Linked DNA regions of Homo sapiens: regions 1, 2 and 3 are each linked to region 4. Evidence: read pairs that join two places in POLR2A ChIA-PET (ENCODE). Cell type or tissue: MCF 10A. All regions are shown on one strand.

Region 1 (5,000 bases), 53 kb after region 4:
CCTCAGAGAGCAAACTGGTATCTCAAGAGCTCCATCAGGTACTGTAGTTGGGTGAGCCATTTAGCACTTTGCAAGATCACAAGTACCAAGCTCACACCTATGCAACAGCAGCAGCAGGCCAGTGTGATGGGTGTGTGAGCCACTGACGATGCAGACCAGGTGGTAAGAGAAGTACCCAGGGGCTGTTGGTCCCAGAAGTTCAGTGAGGCTGCTAGACACTGACTAAGCCCAGGCTGAACTGCCTGGGGGCGGCGGCAAAGCAACAAGGAACTAGGCTGAGGAGGTCTTTTCTAGGTCCTGAACCCACCCACCAGGCAGGTTTCTCTTTCCCACCCACCAGGGAAGTTGCCAGTATCACTGGCACCCAGGGCAGGCTTAGTTCGTGCCCCCAAATCTCTCCCCTACATTTAGCAATTCATTTTAGCAAAAATGACTATCTCTGGAGAGATTATCAAAGTGCTCCAGACACAGTTTAACAAAAAAAAAAAAAAGACTCTGAGTTGGAGCAGAGGTTGTGTTCTATGCCCAGCCTTGATCTCAAAGGGCTCAAGAGGCCACTTCCTCCTGCAATGGGAGGACCCTAGGGAGTCTGGTGAACAGAGCACAGCATGGGAAGAAAGCGACTGAAGCCTCCGACTTCCCGTGTATGCCCCAGGCTGCCCTGCTTCTCAGCACAGAGTCGGTCCCTTGGGTAGGGGCCAAGTGGTGTTGTGCCCAGAGCATGGAGTTTGGAGAGAAGCAGACCCAGGTTTCAGTTTCATCTCTGCCTCTGACAACCCGTGAGAGCTGGGGCAGGGTAACGCATCCCCTAACCCTTAGTTCCCACACCTGTAAAATGGGGACTGCTAGCTAATTCTCGGGGCTGGATAGAAATCGGGCACAATCATGCCCACGCACGTTGTGCAAACTCAACAAATGGTGACAGGACCTCAGTGGGTGCTAAGTTGACTGGGCACATCCGATTCCTCTTCAAATAAATAAATATTCCATGTAAATGTCTCTTCCAGGGAATCGTGTACTCCTGATGCCTGAAAATCGTTAAGTGAAGACTTATCACATTACCGATTTGTTCAAAACCACAGCATTCAAAGAGAAAAAAAGAAAAGAAAATGTCAGCAAAAAAACCCAGATGCAGAGCTTCCTGGAGACAATCACACTTTGCTCTGCTTATGAACACTAAACACGCACAGCTGGTTGTTAACAATGCCCCCGTGACGAGAAAGTCGGCAGGTTGGTCCTCGTAAGACGAGTGAAAATAAGTGACGGCTGAGACAGTTGCTAAAGATGGCAAGGACAATCTTCTAAGCCGTGGCATAAACGAGGACACTGAGAACACCTTGAAAGCACTGGACACAGTGGCCAGGCGGCCGCCACCCTCACGGCTCCTGTGCCGACAGCAGCCTCTCTTCTCAGGGCCCTTCTTTCTCCGTGCAGCACCTACATGAAGATCCCCGGAAGGGAGAGGAACACCATGCGGAAGCTACAGGCTTGGCACTGGTCCTGGGCTACAGGCAATGGATAAGAAGACTGGGAAAGAATAAAGGAAGGGCTGGCGCCACCCAAGGACAGAGCAGCAGCAGTCCAGCCTGTCTCTAAGAAGTCACACCTGTCTACGTCTTGCTTGCCATTAATTTAGGGATTGAGCCTGAGCTGTCTCTGATAGAAGATGGTCCACATCCAGATTTGCAGTGGAAAGGCTTAGGGCCAAGCAGAATTCTCTTAGACTGGAAACACTCAAATTACCCGATGATGGAATAAAAGCAGTGGGCAGAAGCCCGTTCTAGCCAATTCTTGGAGAGAAGACGGTTCCCCTGCACTATCAACTGCTCATGACTGAGGCATTCGGGGTTGCTGCAGTGTTAGATTTCCTAACACAGAACACGAAATCCAGACCGTTTCACCTCCTGCCTCGGGAAGGCTCCTAGATCAGCAATGGCCAAATATGTCCAGTACGGGCAGGTGCACAGAAGCCTGAGAAGATGATACGGAAAAGCCGCTTGGAAGACACTGAGAGGAAATTGTGAATCCCATCGCAAGGCCTCCAGCCGGTGAGCAGACACACTGCACTTGGAGTATAAAAGACCATTGCTGATATGGGCCATCAAGCATGAAAAGACACGAAGGACCTTAAATGCAGATCCATAAGTGAATGAAGCCAAAATGGAAAGTTGCCATACGCATGATTCCAACTACAGGACGTTCTGGAAAAGACTAAAATATGGAGATAGTAAAACCATCAGGGATTGCCAGGGGCCAATGAGGAAAGAGAGATGACTAAGGCAGAGCACAGGGCAATTTTCAGGCCAGAAAACCTGTGTGATCTTATAAGGGTGCATCTATATCATCACACATTTGCCAAAACCCAATTAGAGGAAAATGACACACAACCCCAGAACCCACAGGATGTACAACACAAAGAGTGAGTCTGAATGGAAATGATGAGCTTTAGCTAATAATAATGTAGCAAGATTGTCTCAGCAATTGTAACCAAGATACAACACTAATGCAAGATGTTAAGAAAAAGGACAACCGGACTGGAGGGAGGAGAAAGAAAGGGGTAGATGAGAATTCTCTGTGTTTTTGGCTCAATTTTTCTGTAAATCTAAAATGCTTTTAAAAAATTAAGTGATTAAATTAAAACAAAACAAAACAAAAGACCAAGACTAATGTGTTGGTGGTGGCTGAACCCAGGAAGGTGAGGGCCAGGCCTTCCTGTGACTGGCTCTGCTGGTTCTTCTTACAGCCGAGGGCTGGGCAAAAGGTCCAGGTGTGAGTCATACAATGACCTTCAGCCAACTGAGGCACACCCAGGTCCTCAGCTTCAGCCCTGAGACCAGGCCAGGCTGTGTGGGAGGGCACCATGGGGACCCTCCCAGAGAAGAGCCTGCAGGGCTGTCCCGGCGGCAAAGGAGCGGCAAAGTCGGCCGAAGCTTCTTCTGCCCAATGGGGACTCCAGCTCCTGGTTGAGAGGAGCCAGGGTTGCTGCTGACAAGACACGGGCCTGCCCCAAACCTAAGAACGGCAAGGGTGCCAATGAGAAAGGGACAAACCTAAGAACAGCAAGGGTGCCAATGAGAGAGGGAGAAGCAAAGCCAGACACCAGGACAGCCTGAGGCAAGGAGGTGTGGGCTTGATCTGGGAAAAGCCAGCCGGAGCCAGGCAGTGCCTCTTCCGTGGGACCCAGCCTGCGTGACAGAGTGGGGGTACAGGGGAGGGACACAGAGATTAACAGAGACTCAAGGCTGGCAAGCCTTGTTGTGGGGTGGGCACCCACCAGGGATGTTCTGCATGAGGATGAGAAACTTGCTAGAACATTCCTTGCACTACCTTCCTCACACCACACAGCAGAGAGGCGAGAGAGGAGCTCACGCTTGATGCAAGGCTACACCAGGGTCAGAGGGCAGGCCCCCGGGGCACACAGGCTCAGCTGCCTTTGGTCTTAGGGAATGAGGCCAGTCCAAAATAAAAAGTCATTTAACCAGAGCTGCCTTGTGAAATGAGCAGAGCAAAGGGCATGCTTCTTTGTAAATTATTACCATAATCGTTTACCTGTAATGCATGTTTATGCAGGCAATGTGACGGTTCATGGAATACTTCACTCCTGACCCCTCCTCTCCCTGTCGCCACCATCCAATCCATCACCATAACTGTCAATTCTATGGCTTACCGTCTCCTGAACCTGCACTTTGTACCACCTCCACTGCCCCCCTAGTGAAAGCTAAATCATCTTTTGCATAAGCTATAGCAGGAGCCTCTTAACTGGCTTCCATAAACTCACCCTCATGCCTCCGCCATCCCAGTTTCCACTCTGTAGCCAGAGTAGCAACTTTAAGAACACAGATCTGTCATTCACCAGCTTAGAACTCACGGGTGGCTTCCTACCAGTCTTAGGACCAACAGTCTTACCTCTGCCTGGAAGGCTTCCCCTGCTGGGCTCCCGGCCTCCTCTCCATTCAATGCCTCACCCCAACTCCCTGAGCTCTAACTCCGCTGGTCTCCTCCGATCCCTCAGGACACTCCCCAGCCAGGCCTCCACAGGGCCTTTGCACGTGCTGGGTGCATGTGTAGGACACTCTTCTTGTTATCTCGTGTCAGCCATCACTTCCTAAAGCAAAATGTCTTCGCCAGACTTGTGATGAGGTCAACCTCCCAGCCCTGGAAACTTAGAATGCCCTGCACCTCTCTTTCGCTGCACTTTCCACACTCTTCCAATTCACATTTCTCAGTCTGCCTCCCCATACTGGAGGACCAAGAGCAGTGCCTGGGATAGCGCCTGACACATGACCCCGATAATCATTTTGTAAATAAAATAACAAACAATTCCCTGAGGTGAGTATTATCATCATCTCTATTTACAGATGGAATGTCTGAGTATCCTGCCCAATAGGGCCGATCGCTTCCTTAGTTCCAAACCTGGACAATCTGACCTCAAAATGTATGGCCCCTACAACTTGTGCTATGTGCCTTTCAGGATGCAGCATGGCTGGGGAATGATTTCTCCCTTTTGACTTCCGTGACTTTTGGAGCAGCAAGGGAGGAGAGCAGAGCCCTTCAGACATGCGGCTCCAGGCACCCAACACATTCAAGCCCTGGTATCCACAGCCAGCTGGAGCCCAGGAAACTCCATGGAAACTTAGAGGATGACGACAGCTTTCACACACTCAGGGGACCACACTCCTTGTGAGGCAGATATGAATGGATTCAGGCTCTCAGTGAAGACTTGGAGGAAAGAAGCAAGTTTGGGAGTAACTAGCCATTTCTGGAGAACATGTTAATCCCCCAGCTGGAGGTCTGGGCCTCTCCTGTTACAAATGTAGGGGATATGGCTGCTTCTAATCTTGCTCTTCTGCAGACCTGTTACAGAGGAGGCCACAGCTGCACCTAGGGGTGTGTCCAAAGGGAAGAGAGCCAGGGGCAGGGCCATGAGACGCATCACTGTGTCTCCTGCTCCAGTCTCTGCTCAGCAGTGGAAAAGGAGCACTCCCCAGACTGAGAACAGG
Region 2 (5,000 bases), 99 kb after region 4:
TGCAGAGTATATGGCAATAGTGTTCTGTCTTCGCAATTTTTCTGTAAATCTAAAACCATCTAAAACATAAAGCTTATTTGTTTAAAAAAAAAAAAAAAGAATGCCTGGCAGAGACAGACGAAGGGACTGGTGGGTGGATATTGGAAGGAGGGACAGAAGGACAGCGCACTGGCTGACAGAAGGATGGACGGATGCTGGGAAGGCTGATGGTTGGGTAATTGATAGAGTGGCTTAGAAAGCCGAGAGCACACAAGATAAAAACTGGAATGGGCACTTGGAATTTAGCAACATGGAGGTCATGAGCCTTCTGGGTGGAAAAGAAGGACAAGCCACACAGCAGTGGCTAAGAGGGGCACAGAAGTTGACAAAATGCGATCAAAGGATATAGACAATCTCTCTGTCAAATCTGGCTGAAGAGAGGAAGAGAAAGACAGAAAGGCTTTTGTGTGTATTTGTGTTCTAATACTTTACTGAGATATAATTTACATATCCTAAACTGCACAGATCTTCAGTATACGGTCCATGACTCTTGAAACAAAGGAATGGCTGATGATACCGGAGAAGTCAGCCCCTGAGCAGGTGGAAAGGGCTGGGCTCCAGAAGGAAGTTGAAGAGTGATTCAATCTTCCTTTTACCTTTCCTTCCGTCCTGTGGGTAGTGGTACCATCCTCATCCTCAGAGACTGTCTTTCCTGCCCCCCCAAAAATGAAGACACCAAAGGAGTCTTCCAAAGTGTTACGTGTTCTATCCAAAGTGCCATGTGTTCTATCCAAAGTGTTATGGCTGCTTCCTCTGAAAATATAAAGAAGCTAATATGAACAAATCTACTGGCTTTTTTTTCCTTATTTATAATTTTTTAAAAATTTAAAGCCCATCTTCCTCAAAAAGAAGATGGAAAAAACACCAATTGAGCTATTCCAAACATTGTAAAGCCCTGTGGCAGGAGAGGGCTTGTGCCCCTTTCTTACCCATGACAATAAAACAGTGGGATACTCATGCCCACCCCTTCTAAAAAACAACTTTGAAGTTATTCTCTTATAGGAGAAATACATGTGCATTGCACAAAACAGATAAACAAAATAAATTACCCATAATGATACTAAAAAGCACTACTGATAGTTATCATGTATCATCCAAATCTCTTTTCTAGGTACATATAAAAGATACCCTATGAAAAAAGAGTTTTACCTAGAATACATGTTATCTATTATCACTTAACTCAAATGTGATAGAGCTCCCATTGCAGAAAGGTAATTCTCTTGAAGCAACCCAACAAGATTTTCCATTCTGGAGTGTTGATTAGATTCTGGAGTGTTGATTAAATTATTCTATAGTCATAAAACCTGCTGTGTCACCAAATTTGCAATCAAGGTAGAAACTCCACCAAAATTATTCCATAATAAAAAAAAATCTCATAAGCCTCTGCCCCCCATTGGGTCAAAGAACAACCTTTAATTTGAATACTAGATTAACAAGGCAGAATTAGTTATAGCAAAAGCATAGTAGATGTTGCTAATAATACTTTCATAAATATTCTGAGCTTTTGGGGAGATGGTTTTTCATATTTATTAATCCCCAAAATTTCTCTGAAAGGATTAGATAATTTAAAAGTGGAAATTAAAGTTAGCCAAGTATGATGACTGAAATCACTCTTAATAAAGGTAGGTAGTGGGCAGCCTGCTCATCCTTCTAGATAGACCAAGCCAGCTCCCCCAGCCCAGGAAGGTGGGAGGGTCTATCTTAGAAGGCAATGTCTCTGCTATGGTTTGAGTGTCCCCATCGAAACGCACGTTGGAACCTTAATTCCCAGTGCAGCAATGTTGGGAGGTGGAAACTTTAAGAGGTGGAACTTAATGGGAAGAGCTTGGGTCACAGAGACTCCGCCCTCTGGGCCTAGGTGTCTTGGTGCAGTTCTCACTACAGTGAGTGAGTTCTTGCTCTTGTGAGACTGGATTCATTCTGGAGGTGACAGGTTAGTTCCCTCCAGGGCAGGGTCTGTTTTGACCCTTCACCTGTGTCCACTTCCCCTTTGACCTTCCATCATGTTATGACATGGCATGAGATTCTCCCTAGAAGCCCAGAAGCCAACGGATGCAGTGCCATGCTTCTGGGACTCCCCAGCCTCCAGAATCATGAGCCAAATAAGGCTCTTTCTTGATAAATCACCCAGTCTCAGGTATTCTGCTACAGCAACACAAAATGGACTAAGACATCCTCTCAATCAGGGCATAAAGGATGTGAAAAGAACCTGTGAGTATAACCAGTAGGCATCTCTGAAATGAGATAATGAGACAAACTGTTTCCCACCACCAGTAAGAAGCCATACTTAGAAACTTTTCTGTTTGTTTTGATTTTGTAAAGTGGGGCTAGAGTTAGGAAGACATTCACAAGCATGGATTCCTAGAGCAGAAGGCTGAGGTCCACACCCACTCCACCCCTCCTGTATAGACCACACTCTCTCACATCCTCGGAGTTGTGGTTTTAACAGCTGACATGAGAATTTCATTTTACTAAATATTTTATACATTATCTGTATCTCATTCTTTGCCTTCCTTCAGAGTTTATAGTAAGGTGTCAGTAGTTAACTAAGTAAATTCCTCATTTTGTTCTTCTTCAGAGTGATGAGTTAACTCAACCTTGGGATCATTCACCATTGAATGCAGCCCGTCACCTCTTTGAAACCCCAAAAGGGTTCTTAATCTAAGTCTAACATGGGATGTTCCCAAGGTTTAAGGCATGACTGGCAGCTAAATGCTTTGGAGTCTCTGGCTAGTTCAGGTGACAACCTTTCCATTTACCTAAGTACAGACAAGTTTTCATTATCTAAATATCTCTCCATGTAAACTGCTTCTGGTATAAGATTAGTAAATGCTGAACCATCTCGCATGAAGAAGAAATGGAATATCTTAACATAACAAAAGGCACTTGTCTAACAGAGATAGTACGTGTTGTTTTTTAGTTTTAATATTTCTAGGGTGCTTTCATTATAGCAAGCATAATCATGTTTTAGCACCAAATCAATTACTCATTTTCTTTTGACTTGTCAGAGAGCTGCCACACCCCAACACAAACATGAGAAAAACCAGTTGACTAATTTGAATTGTTATGTAGAGTATTAGCTCATAAGAACCAAACAGAAAAGCTATCTCTGCCAATCTGAAAACTCAACACCTCACCTACCTGGCTTGAAACAGATTTAATTCCATTAACATTAGCAGAAATGAATGAAATGGCTTTACCAATGTGTGCGCTATTGACATACAAATATAAGAGAAAAATATTAACAGATGATTGGCGGCAGTAGCTAAGGACTTGAGTGAAAACATCATTTAGCATAAGCAAACCAAGTAATTAATAGTTTTTTACATTGTATTTAGAAAAAGCATTACTTCTACCATGTCAATGATAATATCTGCTGCTTTCAAATATGTAAGATAAAATATATACTCTGTATCCCTTGCCTTATTTAAAGTGAGTTTCTAACTTTTAACCTCAAAAGAGATTGAGCATGGAGTCAATTCCATCTAAATAGATAGACCAAGAGTGCAAGGACTCCATGACCAACGGCTCATGCAAACCTGGCAAAGAAAGAAAGAAGTAGCTCACTCACTGGGGTGTCTACTTCAGAGATAATGGATTTGAATTTTTCTTTTTCTTTCTTTCTTTTTTTTTTTTTTTTTTTTTTTTTTTTGAGACAGAGTCTCACTCTGTCACCCAGGCTGGAGTGCAATGGTGCGATCTTGGCTCACTACGGTCTCTGCCTCCCAGGTTCAAGCGATTCTCTTGCCTCAGCCTCCTGAGTAGCTGGGATTACAGGTGCCCACCATCACACCTGGCTAATTTTTGTATTTTAAATAGAGACGGGGTCTTACCATGTTGTTCAGGCTGGTCTCAAACTCCTGACCTCAAGTGATCCACCCGCCTCAGCCTCCCAAAGTGCTGGGATTACAGGTGTGAGCCACCGTGCCCAGCCAGGATTTGCATTTTTCTTAAGAAATGGCTGACTCCTGTAAATGGTTCACTTGAGAAATAACAGAATCCTGTAAACTGTTCAACTAAGATGAAGCATATTTGAAAATGTATCAAGTAAATCAAACAAAAAAGATTTGCTCAGTGTATTGGCCAAACATGCTAGAATACATGGAAGGTATCTGGGGGGAAATGGTGCAACTGATGTTCACAGTTTCCAGGAAGCAAGTCTTCCTCTTGTTACTGGCAGTTTAAACTTGAGCATGTTACTAAGACTCTTGGAGCCTCCCCGTTTTCTCATTTTAAAATGGAGTAGCTACTTATATCACTGAGTATTTATGTGGGTCAAATGGGATTATCTGATGGTGCTTTATGATTCTATCATTATACCAAATAAATAAATATTACAAAGAATAAGTTCTGCTTTTCACTTCCTGCCAGAACTGTCCATAAAAAATCTTAAGTTTTTCTTGTTATCCCATCCTATTAGTCCTAAAACTAACTATAAAGAGACATTCCAGGAATAAACTCCCCAACAGAAAGTAATTTGCTTAGTATAGATTCAGTCATGCTCTTATTCAAGCTAATTTGTACATTTCACCTTGTTAAATTTCACTTCTGAAAGCTGCTGTGATTTTCCCTCTCAGATGCTCATTTCATATCTCAAAATGAACCTCCCTCAAGTTAAAATAAATACCACCATTAGTTAATTATGAGGTGCCAAGATAAAGGACAAATAATAAGAACAGAAAAGCACCCCCCAAAGCCAATATTATAGGTTATATGCCTAAAAATCTTAAGTCAAACATGCCATTTCTTAAAAGTTAACCCAATTAAATGCAAAGAAAAAGCAGCTATGGTGGCTGTGAGTGTCTGTGCTGTCAGATTCCAAACTTAACTTGAAAGCCAATAGTTAAGGAGAGGTTTCAGAGGAGGAAAAGATGATTTAAAAAAAAAAGTTATTAATCTAATCCTTACGTTCTAGTCCCTACCCAAGCCACTCACACAAGACATCATGCCCAGTGCAGGAT
Region 3 (5,000 bases), 91 kb after region 4:
TCCCAGAACGTATACCTAGCAGCCTAGTTTGTTGCTTCTAAATCTAGTGAACTAAAAAAGCAGAAAACCAAACTTGTTAGAAATGTGGCTAAAGTAAGAGCACAGAAGCTCTACATGGAAGCCCAAGGACCTCTGTAATAAATCAAGAACATACCCCAGCATACCCCAAAATATCGTATCTCTTTAGGGTCTCAAAGCTACTCTTTCTGCTTTTTGTTTTTTTCCCCCCCGAGACGGAGTCTTGCTCTGTCACCCAGGCTGGAGTGCAGTGGTGCGATCTCGGCTCACCTCAACCTCTGCCTCCTGGGTTCAAGCAATTCTCCTGCCTCAGCCTCCTGAGTAGCTGGGATTACAGGTGTGTGCCACCATGCCCAGCTAATTTTTTTGTATTTTTAGTAGAGATGGGGTTTGCCATGTTGGCCAGGCTGGTCTCAAACTCCTGACCTCAAGTGATCCGCCCGCCTCGGCCTCCCAAAGTGCTGGGATTACAGGCGTGAGCCACCGCGCCCGGCCTAATGTTTGTATTTTTAGTAGAGATGAGGTTTCACCATGTTGGCCAGGCTGTTTTTGAACTTCTAACCTCAAGGGATTCACCCGCCTTGGCCTCCCAAAGTGCTAGGATTACAGACGTGAGCCACCGCGCCTGGCCTCTTTCTGCTTTCCTTTAGGTTCCTTCACTCGGTTCCAAATGACTGGAGTTACAAAATTCCTGACTTCAAGGTTGGTGAGGTTTCACTAAATATATAAAATATTCACCTGAGACAAGCTGAAAATGAAATTGGACATGATATTAACTAAATAAGAACGAGAATCACAGTCCCATCACGGAAGTAACATTCACAAGCACCAGCCACCCTGTTCCCTTAGCAATCTGCTTCCTCCTCCTGAGGCAGGCCTGCTAGGAGGCTGCCTCTCCCAGTGGCCTCAAAAGGCTTCAGAGCAGCTCAAACTGCAGCCACCAGACATGGGCAGTGGTGGACAATAAGTGCTGGCGGAGGCAGCCCCATTTTCCAACAGCTACCGCCTGGAGCTGGCCCCAGTTTGGGGATCTGCTTGTCCCCTGCCCCTCTTTGTTCATATCCCCAGAGGAAAGGAGGAACAAAGAGACCCTGGGACATAACCCCAGCCCCTGGTGTCACCAAGCAAGATGGTACCATGGGAGAAGCCTCTAGGGCTCTTTTGTTCCCCAGAGGGCAGTTACCAAGAAGAGCAGCATTTGGCTGGGCGCGGTGGCTCAGGCCTGTAATCCCAGCACTTTGGGAGGCCGAGGCGGGTAGATCATGAGGTCAGGAGATCGAGACCATCCTGGCTAACATGGTGAAACCCCATCTCTACTAAAAATACAAAAAATTAGCCGGGCGTGGTAGCGGGCGCCTGTAATCCCAGCTACTCAGGAGGCTGAGGCAGGAGAATGGCATGAATCCGGGAGGCGGAGCTTGCAGTGAGCCGAGATAGCGCCACTGCACCCCAGCCTGGACAACAGAGGGAGACTCAGACTCCGTCTCAAAAAAAAAAAAAAGAAGAAGAAGAGCGGTATGTGGCATGTGACACATGGTATATGGCACGTGGCCCACTCACAATGCGATCTGGTGTACTGGCACTGACTGGCACATCCAGAGTCCACACCAACCTCCTGAAAATGCATTCCTCTATTTTTCTAAACTTGGTCTTTGGTCTGGCACTAAATTTTGAAAATGAGAAAAGTACTTAACTTCTCGCTGAATTCACTGTGTGAAATACTGCACTTCACATTTATTTTCATCTCTTTTTCTTTGTAGGGTTTTGTTTGTTTTAAAATAGTCTGATAGCAACATAAAAGCTCTAATTCTTAGGCCTGTTGCCTGTTTATCTAGGCTGTCACACACAAAAATTTTAAATAACTATAACAGAACAATAAAGCTACCCTCAAAATAGAGGAAAATTCTCAAAATTACCCTCCTTGCACTGAGTGTTTAACTTGTAAAGAAAGAAACAACAAATGTTCTAAAATTAAAAATAGAAACTCTGGAAATAATCCTATTATTTTAGTTCTACTTTATGCCTGCCACATAGTAGGCCCATAAAAGATATTTATTGCATGACTGGCTGGATGGTTAAATAGATTCATTACTGCCAACTGGACAACCTGAGGTCAACCAGCCTTCCCCAAGGACTTTAGCCAGCAGAACTGGTCCAGAAACATATTTGGGCCTAGAGAAGAAATGTAATTAACTAGGCAAGTCAAGTCTTCTCTAACACAAAATCTGAGTATCTTTTCTTGGACTGGGAGCCCAGATATTTTAAAACTCTTGCCTAAAGGCAAGTTCAGACCTGTCCACCAACCAGCTGATATTTATTGAATATTTACAGCACAGGGGCCACTGCCAGGAAATGAAGATGGAGTATAGTGAGCAAGACAGAAAGGCTCTACCTAATATTAGAACATACTCACTAGAATCTATATAGAGCCAAACATACAAGGTCTCCTGTCTTAGTCAGTTTGGGCTGCTTTAACAGACTACCACAGACTGGTGGTTTAAACAACAGAAATATATTTCTCACCATTCTGGAAGCTGGGAAGTTCATCAAGGTACCACACAGATCCTATGTCTGGTGAGAGCCAGCTTCCTGGTTTGCAGATGGCTAACTTCTCAATGTGTCCTCCCATGATGGAGTGCAGAGAAAGAGAGCTCTCTTGTGTCTTTTATAAGGGCACTAATCCCATTCATGAGTGCTCCACCCTCAGGACATAATCACCTCCGAAAGGCCCCTCTCCCAATAGTATAATACTGGGGCTTAGGATTCCAACATATAAATTTTAGGGGGATATAAACATTCAATCTACGGTATCCCCTTATTTGTAACTACAGTGTAGTGAGGGAAGATGATCTTTAAATGAATGGTGCTGGGTCAACTGGGTGTTCCAAATTCAGGTCAGATGGGTCATGTGCCAATGTTGTAACAAGGTTCAAGGCTGGCACATTTCACACATGCATGTGAACACCCAATCATCATGCTATGAACTACAAAAGGATCATGAATCGTAATCTCTACATTATACCACACATAAAAATGAATTTCAGATGGATTACAGATCTATATATAAAAGGTAAAATAATGAAGCATCAAAAAGGTAACACAGAAAAACATTTTCATGACCTTGTAGCAGACAAAGTTTTCTTAAATAGGTTGAAAATGTACCAAATATAAAGGAAAAAGCTGACAAATTGGAAAATATTAAGATTAAGAACTTCTGTGCCTCAAAAGTCACCATTCAGAGAGTGAAAAAGGCAGTTCACCAAGTGGGACACATATTTCTGACAAAGGACTCATATCTAGACTGTAAGAGATCAATGTCCAGGATATATAAAAGACAACCCAAACCCAAAGTTGTTGTTTTTTCTCTTTGAAATGGGCAAAAGAATTGAACAAGCACTTCACAAAGAGGATATCCAAAGGCCAGTAAACATATGAAAAGGGGCTGGACTTGACTAGCCATCAGGTAAATGTAAATTCGAACCATAATGCAACACCACTATATTACATAACAGACGGCTAAATGAAAAAGTCAGAAAATAACAAGCGTAGGTAAGGATGGGAAACAATCAGAACTTTCATATAGTGCAGTGGGCATGTAGATTGGTGCAATTACTTAAGAAATCATCTGACAGTACCTAGCAATGCTGAATATACACGTACTCTATAAGCCAGCAATTTTGCCACTCTGTATATAAGCCAACAGAAATGCAGACATAGGTTCACCAAAAGACATACGCAATAATATTCTCGGGAGCTCAATTCAGAATAGCTCAAAACTGAAGGCCTCCCAAATGTCCATCAAAAGTAGAATCGATAAAAAAACAACTGTGGTGTATTCACACATGGAGTACTATGTGGCAACTGAAATGATCAAACCTCAAATGACATGCAACAATGTGGGTGTATCTCACACATCTAATGTTGAACAACAACAACAACAAAAAAACAGACATAAAAGCTTTTAAGAAGGTAAAATTAATCAGATGACCTTGGAGGGAGGGAAGGGGGCTGATAATGGGATAAGCACACACGAGGGACCCCTGCAGTGCTGGCACTATTCCATTTCCTGATCTGGAAGGTGGGTGGGTTCAATTTGACAAAATTCATCAACTGTGCACTTACACTTGGGTTTTGTGTACTTTGTATGTTATACTACAATAAAAAGTTTTTTGTTGTTGTTGTTGTTTTTGAGACGGAGTCTTGCTCTGTCGCCCAGGCTGGAGTGCAGTGGTGCGATCTCCGCTCACTGCAATCTCCGCCTCCCAGGTTCACGCCATTCTCCTGCCTCAGCCTCCCGAGTAGCTGGGACTACAGGCGCCCGCCACCATGCCCGGCTAATTTTTTGTACTTTTAGTAGAAACGGGGTTTCACCATGTTAGCCAGGATGGTCTCGATCTCCTGACCTCGTGATCCGCCTGCCTCGGCCTCCCAAAGTGCTGGGATTACAGGTATGAGCCACCGCGCCTGGCCTACAATAAAAAGTTTTTAAGAAAATACTCTCATTCATGTCTTTACCTCACAGTACTTTCTGTTCCTAGTCCCTTGGCCATGCCAAGATTCATCCTGCCAGAGGGTGTTTGCATTAACTGAGCCCAGTATGTCCCCCCAGGGCTTTGCACACCGCTGGTGCCATCTCTCATCATGCAGGCTCAGATACAAATGCAATGAACTTCCTCAAAGAAGCCCTTCCTGGCCCCACTAACCTGGCCACAGTCTCTCACTCATTATCCTATTAGCTTTATTTTTTTCCTAGCACTACTCGTGAGCTGAAGCCATTCTGATTTATTCATTTGCATTTGTTTTTAAGAGCACAGGGACTCTTTCGCTGTTGTATCCTAAGCACCTGTGTCCCTAGCACCTAAAAGTGCATGTGGCATTTTGACCTCACTAATTTCAAATTTATATCCAAACAAAAGTCCACCCACACGTGTTTATACCAGGCTTTCTCATAATCATCAAAAACTGAAGCAACCAAGATGTCC
Region 4 (5,000 bases):
GAGGCTTCTCCAGCCATGTGGAACTGTAAGTCCATTAAACCCTTTTTCTGTATAAATTACCTGGTCTCAGGTATGTCTTTCTCAGCAGCATGAAAACAGACTAATACAATATACAAGATAAAATAAGAGGCAAAAGACATGATCACCCATGCCTCCCTATCCCAGGTAACAGTCTAACTTGGAGTCTAAGTTCCATGTATAAGCACTAGCTATACACAGTTTAGCAGAATTGGCTTTGTAATCAGATCACTGGCCTTGAAATAGAAGCTTTATCATCTACTGAATGTATGACCTTACAGTACTTACTCTCTCCAAGCCTCAGTTTCCTTATCTATATAATGGGAAAGACAATCCCCTCCTGAGGCAAGTGTAACTATGAAGATTCTGTGGACAATAAACTCAAGTGCACGGTACGTGGCACGGTAAGCGCTCAATAAAAGGTAGCTGATGGCCCCATTACTTGCGGTTTGAGCTTGCAGATTCTTTTCTTTTCCTTTCTCTTTCTTTTCTTCTTCTTCTTTTTTTTTTTTTTTTTTTTTTTTTTGACAGGCTCTCACTCTCTCACGCAGGCTGGAGTGCAGTGGCGCGATCACAGCTCACTGCAGCCTCAACCGCCGGGCTGAGTGATCCTCCTAGCACAGCCTCCCAGGTAGCTGGGATTATAGACACACACCACCATGCTGCTTAATATTTCATATTTTTTTTGTAGAGAAGAGGTCTTGCCATGTTGCCCAGGCTGGTCTCAAATTCCTGAGCTCAAGCAATCTGCCCACCTCGGCCTCCCAAAGTGTGGGACTATAGGCGTAAACCACTGCCCCCGGCTGGGAAGAGATTCTTGATTAAACCTGTGTGTAGTCATGTGAGCTGGACAGGCTGAATGGGTGCTGCATGGGGTCATCCAAAATTAATAGTAAGAGGGAGACTCCAGCTCTTCCTGGGCCTGTTCTTGCCACAACTGCTTTGGACCATTCTGCAGAGAAAAACTAAACCCGGCCCTTTTGTCAATATATTACAGAGGGAAGCCAATTCCACCCCGGCCCCTCATTCTTCAACATATTTTTATGGGTGTATTTACCACTCCACACTGTCAAGGGCCACCCTAATCCTTCCTGCTGGGGCTAGATAGTATTTTTGTCCAATTTTTTCACATTCCCCAGAGCCACCCTTGTAGATCAAGAGATTGGGTTCCCAGAGGCTGCACCTCAAGCCCTGTGGCTACTAAAACCTCATCCTGTGGGGGCCTGCTGACTTCATCACTTCTAATAACCTGAGCTCATTTCCTCAATGAGGAAAATCACTGGCACTACAGCTTGGCCTTGGGACCACAATTTAAGAAGAGTCGGGGCCAGCACTTTGGGAGGCCAAGGCAGGCAGGATTGCCTGAGTCCAAGAGTGAGACCAGTCTGGGCAACATGGTGAAACCCTGTCTCTACAAAAAATAGAAAAATTAGCCAGCATAGTGGTGCACGCCTGTAGTCCCAGCTACTCAGGAGGCTGAGGTGGGAGGATTGCCTGAACCTGGGAGGCAGAGGTTGCAGTGAGCCATGATTGCACATTTGCACTCCAGCCTGGGTGACAGAATGAGACTCCATCTCAAGAAAATAAAATAAAATAAAATAAAAGTCGGGAGAAAGATGGGGCTGCCACAGCATTATTACAAAAACCTGGAATGCGGCATCGTGGGCAAGCTTCATCCATCTCCTTGAGGAGACTCCTCTCTGACAGCTACAGGTAATTTGAAAGCTTTTATGAAGCCTTGGCTGGAAAACCAATGAAGCTTCCAAACTCAGGCAATGCAACAGAAGCGTCTAAACAGTTAGTCATAAAACATTCTTTCCTAATCCACAGAAGACATTAACATTTATTTTTCCAATTACCAATGAATAATCCTCAAGGGCTTTTCCCTAAAACTGACAACACAAAAATAATTACTCTCTTAGTAATGAAGTGGGTATCCAAGGGAGATGGTTGGGTTGATGAATGATGATCATTTTAAAGCTCCTTCATTTCTGCATGGTTTTTGCCGGATTAATCGTCATTGAAGGAACACTGAGTTTATTTGTTGTTGGCAACAAAATGGGAAATTCAGCTCTTGAAGGGTTTCTGCCTTCAGGCTCTGGCCTCATTAGAAACATGGCTTTCTCTGTTTCATCATATGGTTGAGTCATTCTTCATCTCAGGTGGTGAAAGGGTGAGCGGTACTTAAGCAACAGCAGTTTCTGTTCCTAAGGTTAAATGTGCAACCTACTTTCTCTGTACAATATCCCTAAGAAGTATCGTTAGTGTTTCTTCCAAATAAAAAGCGTAAGTTAAGGAGCAGTATCTTGGATCAAATGACTCTCATGATAAGACACGAGGAAAAAGAGCAACTGCCTTCCTTCTAAAAGTTATATTTTAAAGATTTTACATTTCCAGCCCAAATAAAATGCAATAGCTTTGTTTCCTTGCACAGCTATGACACAATAAAGAATGCACAAAGTGTTTTGTTAAGGAACAGGGCATCATTCTTACTCTTCCCGCCTTCATTTCTTCCTGGAGATAAGACGACAAAATATGGACTTTCCTCCCATCCATTGCTCTGTATTGCATGGCAGTATTCACATGTCTGTCTTAATTTGTTTGTCTGATAGCCTAAACAAGATGATGGAAGCATAAGGGAGTGGGTTAGGGCATTGGCAATTGAAGTTGACGTGATGCTGAACGGGTTGGAGGCAAAGTTACACCAAGGGCTTGTAAGCATGAGAACCCACAGGCGAAGCAACCCAACATGGAGTGCAGGGAGGAAGAAGAGAGCTGGAACCCACCTCCTGAACAAGCCAGTGTGTGCCTGTGAGCGGGTGGGGATGGGCCCGTGCAAGGCTCGCTGCCAGGCAGGCTGTTACTTGCTGCTGGGGCGGTGTCCTGGGGAGAAGTGATCATCTATGGAAGGAATTCAGCAGAGTGGATGATGTGGGAATGAAGGAGACCAGGAAATCCGATCAAGGTGAAGGCTGAGCCTGAGGATGGGAGGCAGAGCTTGACCCTGGCTATTCCTGGGACACCCGAGCCCTGGCTCCCTGGGTGGCTGCAGTCTCCTGTGGGCCTGGGCTCCAAGGCTCTGGGTCCTGGCTCTTCACCTGTTCGAGGTATGGACACTTTGAGACCCCAATGTGGCATGGACCCTCCCACACATGCTCATGCCTGTCTGCTACTCTCTGGCTCTCTTCATTCCAGCATCCTGTCTTGGGATCACCATCTCTCTCTGTTGCTCTATGTGTGGCTCACCTCAATCTGTCTCTCCTTTCTAAGTTCCATCTCCTACACAGTTTCAGAGATTATGAGGACCTCACTAAGTCCACATGAACTATAATTTTAAGACATCCTAGATTAAAGATTTAAGTAGCGAGTTTCCCAGCTCTCAAATAAGCACAGATGTTTCAGATAGAAAATAAGATTAGGAGAAAAAAAAACTATGCATTTTTTTTAAATCAGTTTGAGAGGTTTTGGTTAATTCTCTCATTACCAATTACAGAAAGAGGTGATTCTCTATGGCTCTGGGGTATTCCGTGAGGATGAAACACTATAGATTACACATACTGATTCCCCATGTTGAGATTACAGCCAAAAAGAGCAAGGTGCTACCCTAAGTGCTGTAGAAGGATATTTAAGAAAAGACAAATAAGCTTATTTGTCCCTTATCCATGAGCTATCAGAAAGGAGGTCTGAGTTAGAAATGTTCCCTTTTAAAAATCTAATCAACACCAAAGGAGTAATTTTGTGCTACTAATAACAGAAAACCAAATAGTAAATCACTCACCCTCAAGCATCTTGTGACCCGGAGGGTGTGTTGGGTTACACTTTATGTGAATCATTTAGCGACCTGAATAGAATCAATCTGGTAGCCTCAGATATTCCCTGACTTCAATTTCTATTTTTGGTAACCACTGGGTGGGCCGTGATACTGCAAGTAAGTTCACAAAACTGCTTCTAGAGATTAACTGGGGAATTTCAAAATTGCCAGTGATGATGCACCACTCATATTATGTAGATACATATTTTAAACAGAAAGATTCGAGGCAAGAATCTTTGCTTGTCTTCTCTGCCTCACTCTACTGGGTAATTTTGCTGTAAACTCCCAGGACAGTCCATCTCTCCATCTCTCTTTCATGAGTCTTTTCACCCCAGGCAACATTCGCTTCACGTTACCAACAACGAGGAAAAGAAAAGGTGGCTTTTGTGAAATTAAATTCCTTCCACAGAACAACCACTTCCAGGCATGAAATCTCTTTAAAGGAAACTTCCGACCCTATGCATTTGAAAATGATTAATCAATCAGAGTCTAAATATAAGAAAATGTCTATTAATGACAAAAATGATTCAAGTCCTATTGAAAGAGACCAAGACAACTGACCATTGTCAAGACTTGTATAGGGTCTAAGGTTTTACATTACTGTAAGCTAACAAATTAGCCTGTCAGTTTCATAGATGCTGGTAGAAGATGCTACATTCCTGAGTCAGAGAGGAAGGACAGTTACAGCAATAGCAGTGGCTAGAGTAGTGGCACTTCTCGAGCCCCAGTTCTCCTAGGGTGTTGCAAAGAAGGACAGATGACGCCCGTGCATGCAGTGGGTCGCATCCCAGGAAAGGGGCTCGACACTTAGGGAACCCATATCTTTTATAATAGACAGCTTTGCTCTGCATGGAGACACTATCTCTAACTTCCAAGACTGTTTGCTATACATATAAACGTTCTTGAAAAAAGGGTCTGGAACAAAGGCAGTCTCACTCACAAGACATGCAGAAACATGAGAACCATGTAGAAATGTCTCCTAACAACTTGAACACTGAATTACAATTAAGTCTATACAGCGCCTATGTTTAGAATGCACTCTTCTTTACCCCCTGTGCTTGCTGGAACTAATTACCTCCTAGAATCCACTGGAACAAGGTGAGCCCAAAGAAGCCCACCCCGCTAGTTTCATTTACACCCCACCAAGGAGACTGAGCATGAAGAAAACACA

What was found. Peaks named below come from ENCODE experiments on the same cell type or tissue, not always from the same donor. Only the 100,000 strongest peaks of a DNase experiment are listed, where the experiment ranks them.
Region 1: POLR2A ChIA-PET joins it to region 4 with 11 read pairs; 4 of 35 experiments call an interaction of 5 or more read pairs at or near these places.
Region 2: POLR2A ChIA-PET joins it to region 4 with 19 read pairs; 2 of 35 experiments call an interaction of 5 or more read pairs at or near these places.
Region 3: POLR2A ChIA-PET joins it to region 4 with 15 read pairs; 3 of 35 experiments call an interaction of 5 or more read pairs at or near these places.

The regions. Positions count from the first base shown.
Region 1 is chr6:150,200,488-150,205,487 of GRCh38, reverse strand. All of the region lies in intron 1 of PPP1R14C (protein phosphatase 1 regulatory inhibitor subunit 14C), which reads right to left. Among named protein-coding and RNA genes, the nearest start is that of PPP1R14C, 60 kb to the right of the region's middle. In MCF 10A, no CTCF peak of the experiment used is centred here; a DNase peak (open chromatin) is centred at 2,767.
Region 2 is chr6:150,154,716-150,159,715 of GRCh38, reverse strand. All of the region lies in intron 1 of PPP1R14C (protein phosphatase 1 regulatory inhibitor subunit 14C), which reads right to left. Among named protein-coding and RNA genes, the nearest start is that of PPP1R14C, 14 kb to the right of the region's middle. In MCF 10A, no CTCF peak of the experiment used is centred here; no DNase peak of the experiment used is centred here.
Region 3 is chr6:150,162,598-150,167,597 of GRCh38, reverse strand. The region is part of intron 1 of PPP1R14C (protein phosphatase 1 regulatory inhibitor subunit 14C); the gene reads right to left. LOC124901527 (small nucleolar RNA U13) reads right to left here and starts at 3,014; the gene lies at 2,912-3,014. In MCF 10A, no CTCF peak of the experiment used is centred here; no DNase peak of the experiment used is centred here.
Region 4 is chr6:150,253,897-150,258,896 of GRCh38, reverse strand. No RefSeq gene overlaps it. Among named protein-coding and RNA genes, the nearest start is that of IYD, 110 kb to the left of the region's middle. In MCF 10A, no CTCF peak of the experiment used is centred here; DNase peaks (open chromatin) are centred at 2,086 and 2,876.